2 separate regions of the Homo sapiens genome follow, and region 1 is linked to region 2. A link is an interaction called in ENCODE POLR2A ChIA-PET data of the cell type or tissue named here. Cell type or tissue: GM12878. All regions are shown on one strand. Links, peaks and the distances in the headings refer to the core of each region. The heading gives the core; the rest is flanking DNA. Region 1 overlaps RYR1 (ryanodine receptor 1). Region 2 overlaps MAP4K1 (mitogen-activated protein kinase kinase kinase kinase 1).

What was found. Peaks named below come from ENCODE experiments on the same cell type or tissue, not always from the same donor. Only the 100,000 strongest peaks of a DNase experiment are listed, where the experiment ranks them.
Region 1: POLR2A ChIA-PET joins it to region 2 with 7 read pairs; 19 of 35 experiments call an interaction of 5 or more read pairs at or near these places.

The regions. Positions count from the first base shown.
Region 1 is chr19:38,550,289-38,553,095 of GRCh38, forward strand. All of the region lies in intron 89 of RYR1 (ryanodine receptor 1), which reads left to right. Among named protein-coding and RNA genes, the nearest start is that of MAP4K1-AS1, 45 kb to the right of the region's middle. In GM12878, for the core only: no CTCF peak of the experiment used is centred there; a DNase peak (open chromatin) is centred at 1,323.
Region 2 is chr19:38,611,942-38,614,748 of GRCh38, forward strand. MAP4K1 (mitogen-activated protein kinase kinase kinase kinase 1) reads right to left here. Exons shown (of 31, transcript NM_001042600.3): 5 at 2,449-2,504; 6 at 2,304-2,351; 7 at 2,102-2,144; 8 at 1,939-2,011; 9 at 670-801. Among named protein-coding and RNA genes, the nearest start is that of MAP4K1, 4.6 kb to the right of the region's middle. RefSeq lists an enhancer at 758-1,258. In GM12878, for the core only: no CTCF peak of the experiment used is centred there; no DNase peak of the experiment used is centred there.

The sequences.
Region 1 (2,807 bases), core at 218-2,717, 62 kb before region 2:
TCAGTCTGGAACTGTGCCTGGGTCTGTCTTTATCTTTCCTGACATGTTTGAAGAACGCAGGCAAACTGTTTTGTAAAATGTCGTTCAGTGTGGGTTTGTCTGAGTTTTCATCATTATCAGACTAGGGTTATGCATCTTTTGCAGGAATATCAGAGAAGTGATGTGTCCTCAGTGTAATGTATTAGGAGGCACATGTGGTTTCATCCCATTACTGTTTATTTTCTTATTTATTTGTTTTTAGAGTCAGAGTCTTGCTCTATTGCCCCGGCTGGAGTGCAGTCAAACAATCCTAGCTCACTGCATCCTTGACCCCCTGGGCTCAGGCGATCCTCCTGCCTCAGCCACCCAAAGTGCTGGGATTACAGGTGTGAGTCACTGCACCTGGCCAATGTCTCTTCCCATTACTGTTGTTAACTTGGATGGCTTGGTTAACTCGGTGTTCACCAGGGGCTCCACAATGAAGTTACTGTTATTCCCTTTGGAATCAATAAGTGTCTCATGAGGATATACTTTGAGGCTATGTAAATATTCTGCTAACTCTGGGGTCATCATCCATTGATGATTCTTGCCTGAAACAATTATTCCTCTAGTAGCTGACAAATGGTGGTTTTCTCATTTCGCCGTATGCTTTACCATCACTAGGCACCATTTTACTGTAAGAAAGAGTGTTTCCTTCTTGTCCATTTCATTTCATTTTCTCATTCATCCATTCATTTATATCAGTGTGGATTCACGGCTTTTTTTTTTTTTTTTTTTTTTTTTTTTTTTTTTTTTTTGAGACGGAGTTTTGCTCTTGTTGCCCAGGCTGGAGTGCAATGGTATGATCTTGGCTCACTGCAACCTCCGCCTCCTGGGTTCAGTGATTCTTCTGCCTCAGCCTCCCAAGTCGCTGGGATTACAGGTATGCACCACCATGCCTGGCTAATTTTGTATTTTTAGTAGAGACGGGGGTTTCACCATGTTGGTCAGGCTGGTCTCGAACTCCCGACCTCAAGTGATGGTCAGGCTGGTTTCAAATTCCCAACCTCAAGTGATCCGCCCGCCTCAGCCTCCCAGAGTGCTGGGATTACAGGTGTGAGCCACTGCACCTGGCCCATGGCTTCTTAGTCTATGGGTTGCAGCTGTGACTGGCCATCTGCACTTAGGTAAGCTCAGGGTTCCCTGAGTTAAAATCAAAGTGCCCCATGCCTTCCAGTTGTCCCCCAAGAGCCTCACTGTGTCTCTCTGCTTCTCAGCCACGCCTTGCAAGAGTCATCTGCCCTTGATCATCTGTTCTCACCTCCCACTCCTTCCCTGATTCGGGGCTTGCCGGCTTCCGTCCCTGTCAGGCTCCTGAAACTCCTCTGACCAAGATCATCAGTGACCTCTTTACCTCTGACTGTCCCCTCTGACTTGTCATCTTGGCAGCCTTTGTCACAGCTGGCCTTTTCGTTTCCCTCCCCAACCCTGAGGGGCAATGCCTGCTTCCCTGAACCTGAGCCTCACATCCTTCGGACCCTGCCTCCCAGCTGATCCCTCCTAGCCTCTTACCCTTCACTGTGCCTGAGCCCTCCACCTTCATGAAGAGCTCATAGTTACCATATTCTCACTCTGTGCCCTGCGTATAAATGAATTTGCTCATTTAGTCCTTACAGCAACCCTACATGGTAAAACATTTTTGTTTTGTTTTGCTTCTTTGAGACAGGGTCTTGCTTTATCAGTCAGTCTGGAGTGCAGTGGCGTGATCACAACTCACTGTAGCCTCCACCTCCCAGGCTCAGGTGATCCTCCTACCTTAGCCTCCCAAGTAACTGGGACTCCAGGTGTGTGCCACCACACCCGGCTACTTTTATTTATTTATTTATTTTAGAGACGGGGTTTGACATGTTGCCCTAGCTGGTCTTGAACTCCAGGACTGAAGCAATCAGCCCACCTCAGGCTCCCAAAGTGCTGGGATTACCAGCATAAGCTACCATGCCCAGCAGGACTGCTTTTTTTTTTTTGAGATGGAGGAGTCTCACTCTGTCACCAGGCTGGAGTGCAGTGATGTGATCTCGGCTCACTGCAAACTCCGCTTCCTGGGTTCAAGCGATTCTTCTGCCTTAGCTTCCCGAGTAGCTGGACTACAGGCATGCGCCACCACACCCAGCTAATTTTTGTATTTTTAGTAGAGACGGGCTTCACCATGTTGGCCAAGGTGGTCTCGATCTCCTGACCTCATGATCCACCTGCCTCGGCCTCCCAAAGTGCTGGGATTACAGGCGTGAGCCACCGCGCCTGGCCAGGATTGCTTTTTATTCCCATTTTATGGATGTGGAAACTGAGGCACAGGGAGATTAAACGGACATGCTTAAGGTCACCCATCTTAATAAGTGACAAGGTTAGGGTTAGACCTCAGGCGGTCTGGCCTCAGAGTACACTGCCTTCAGATTCATCTGTTAATCTGGTCTAATCGATAGTCAGTGAGCACTTCCTGGGGGCTGGGCCCTGGCTGGGGGTCTCAGCCCTACTCTCGAGCCTGGCAGGTTTAGGGAGAGAGTCTGGGGTGGCTACAAGAGAAGCAAAAAGCATTTGCAGGAGCTAAAGTACACATGATTCACAATTGAAAATGAGTAATGATCTCTCCTGACTGGGGCTGCACAGATCACAGGGTTTAATGTCACCTACCTGACATTTTACAGCTCAACATCTGTTACACAAAGTTATAATCTGCAACTGGGAAAAGTGTATTCATTTTATTTTTTGAATATATAATTACTCACGATTTTAAAAATCAAAATATAGGCTGGGCACAGTGGCTCACGCCTGTAATCTCAACACTTTGGGAG
Region 2 (2,807 bases), core at 70-2,569:
ATACAAAAATTAGCCAGGCATGGTGGCGTGCACCTGTAATCCCACACTTGGGAGGTTGAGGTGGTAGAATCACTTGAACCCTGGAGGCAGAGGTTGCAGTGAGCTGAGATCTTGCCACTGCACTCCAGCCTGGGCAACAAGAGTGGGACTCCATCTCAAAAATAAATAAATAAATAAAAATAAAAATAAATAAATAGGCTGGGTGCAGTGGTTCACGCCTGTAATCCCAGCACCTCCGGAAGCCAAGATGGGCAGATAACCTGAGGTCAGGAGTTCGAGACTACCCTGGCCAACATGTTGAAACCCCGTCTCTACTAAAAATACAAAAATTAGCCGGGCGTGGTGGTGCACACCTGCAGCCTCAGCTACTCGGGAGGCTGAGGCAGGAAAATAGCTTGAACCCAGGAGATGGAGGTTGCAGTGAGCCAAGATTGTGCCACTGCACTCCAGCCTGGGCAACAGAGCAAGACTCTGTCTTAAAAAATAAAAAATAAAATAAAATAAAATATTAAATTAAATTTAAAAAATAGAGCTGCAGCACGTGCAAAGGTAGGCTCAAGTGGTGATCCCTGAATTGGAGGTTCCTGGGATGGAAGGCGGAAGCTGAGGGTGGGCTTTGGGCCAGGGCTAGACAGGATCTCTGGGCCTGGGGACCCCACGCCTGCCTACCTGAGAGGGTGCACATCAAAGAGCGGTGGCTGTAGCTCGGCCAGTTCGATGGCCGTGATGCCCAGGGACCAGATGTCACACAGCTCATTGTATCCTCCCTTCAGGGCCACAGCTGCCACTTCCGGAGCCATCCTGGGGGCAGACACGCTCAGAGAGCCAGAGGTGGCATGGGGACAGGAAGGGAAGGAGGGGCAGAGAAGGAGAAGGAGTTGAGGGGAGACGCAGCACACAGAGAGTCAGATGGAGAGACAGAGGGACAGGAGTAAAGACAGACACAGGCAGATGAAGACAGAGATGCAGACGGGGCGCGATGGCTCACGCCTGTAATCCCAGCACTTTGGGAGGCTGAGCAAGGAGAATGGCTTAGGCCCAGGAGTTTGAGACCAGCCTGGGCAACTTATCAAGACCCTATCTCGGCTGGGCACGGTGGCTTTTGCCTGTAATTCCAGCACTTTGGGAGGTCAAGGCGGACAGATCACCTGAGGTGAGGAGTTCGAGACCAGCCTGACCAACATGGTGAAAGCCCGTCTCTACTAAAAGTACAAAAATTAGCCGGGCGTGGTGGCAGGCGTCTGTAATCCCAGCTACTTGGTGGCTGAGGCAGGAGAATTGCTTGAACCTGGGAGGTGAAGGTTGCAGTGAGCTGAGACCATGCCACTGCACTCCAGCCTGGGCAACAGAGCAAAACTCCGTCTCAAGAAAAAAAAAAAGAACGAAAAAGAAAAAAAAAAAAAAACAACACCATCTCTACACAAATTTTAAAAATTAGCCAGGTGTCATGGTGCACACCTGTGGTCCCAGCTACTTGGGAGGCTGAGGTGGGAGGATCTCCTGAGCCCAGGAGTTCTAGGCTGCAGTGAGCCGTGACTATGCCACTGCAATCCAGCCTGGGCCACAGAGTGAGACCCTGTCTCTAAAAACAAAACAAAATGAAAAGACAGAGAGGCAGAGACAGAGAGTGAGAGAGACAGAAACAAAGAGACAGAGAGCACTGCAAACTGAGCTAGAGGAAAAAGACAGAAATGGATATGGAGGGACAGAGAAATCAAGATAAAAATCAACACAAACACCGAGAGCAATGGCCAGAAAAGGGCACAAAGAGAGAGGAAAATGGAAAACTCAAGCGACACCCAGAGAGAATGAAAGAATCTTCCAAGGAGAAAGGACGAGGCAGGGGAACGGAGCCAGGAAAGAGGATCCCGGGGAACCAGGGTAGGAAAAACCACTGACCCCCACTCCACCCCTAGCTGCCCGCTGGGCGCCACTCACCAGTAGGGTGTCCCAATGAAAGAGAGGCGTCTGGCCAGTGTAGCCCCAATCTGGGCCGAGATGCCAAAGTCAGCTGGAAGCAGAGGGAGACATAGTGATCTGGGGTCCACTGCGCTTCCGGCCCCCCAGTCAGCCCCCCTGCTCAACCCCCAGCCTTACTCACCCAATCTGACCTCCCCAGCATCATTGATGAGGATGTTAGCTCCCTGGGAATGAGAGGGGATATGGGAGGCTGCAGAGACTCTCCCCAGCCCAGTGCTAGCCCACTCCGCCAGCTCAAACTACCCTGATCCCTGAGCCCCTGAAATGCCACTCCCATCTCCTGGGCCCCACCCCCCAACAGCACCCCTACACCCCCAGACCACCTTGATGTCCCTGTGTATCTTCTTCTGTGAGTGCAAATAGGCCAGTCCCTGGGGAGAAGGGTGGACAAGGGGACAGTGAGTGTTTGGGGGCTGGAGTGGGGCCACCCTCCCCTCCCATCCCCAGAATCCCCAGGCCTCTCCTTACCTGGAGCACTTCCCGGCAGACATAGCTAATCTGGAGCTCTGACAGGGAGCCTGTCACTGCAAAGGTCACCCCGGCCAGGCCAGGCATTGGATGGGAGCCAGGGAACCTGGGCTGGGGAGTCCTGCCCCCCCACACCAGCTAAGAGGGTGCCATAGGGAGAGGGGAAATAGGATAGGACCAGTGGGAGGGGGAGATGGTGGGGTGGTCAGTGACAGAAAGAGGCAGCAATGCAAATAAAAGAGGCCAATAGGCCTGGCGCAGTGGCTCATGCCTATAATCCCAGCACTTTGGGAGGCCAAGGTGGGTGGATCACTTGAGGTCAGGAGTCCGAGACCAGCCTGGCCAACATGGTGAAACCC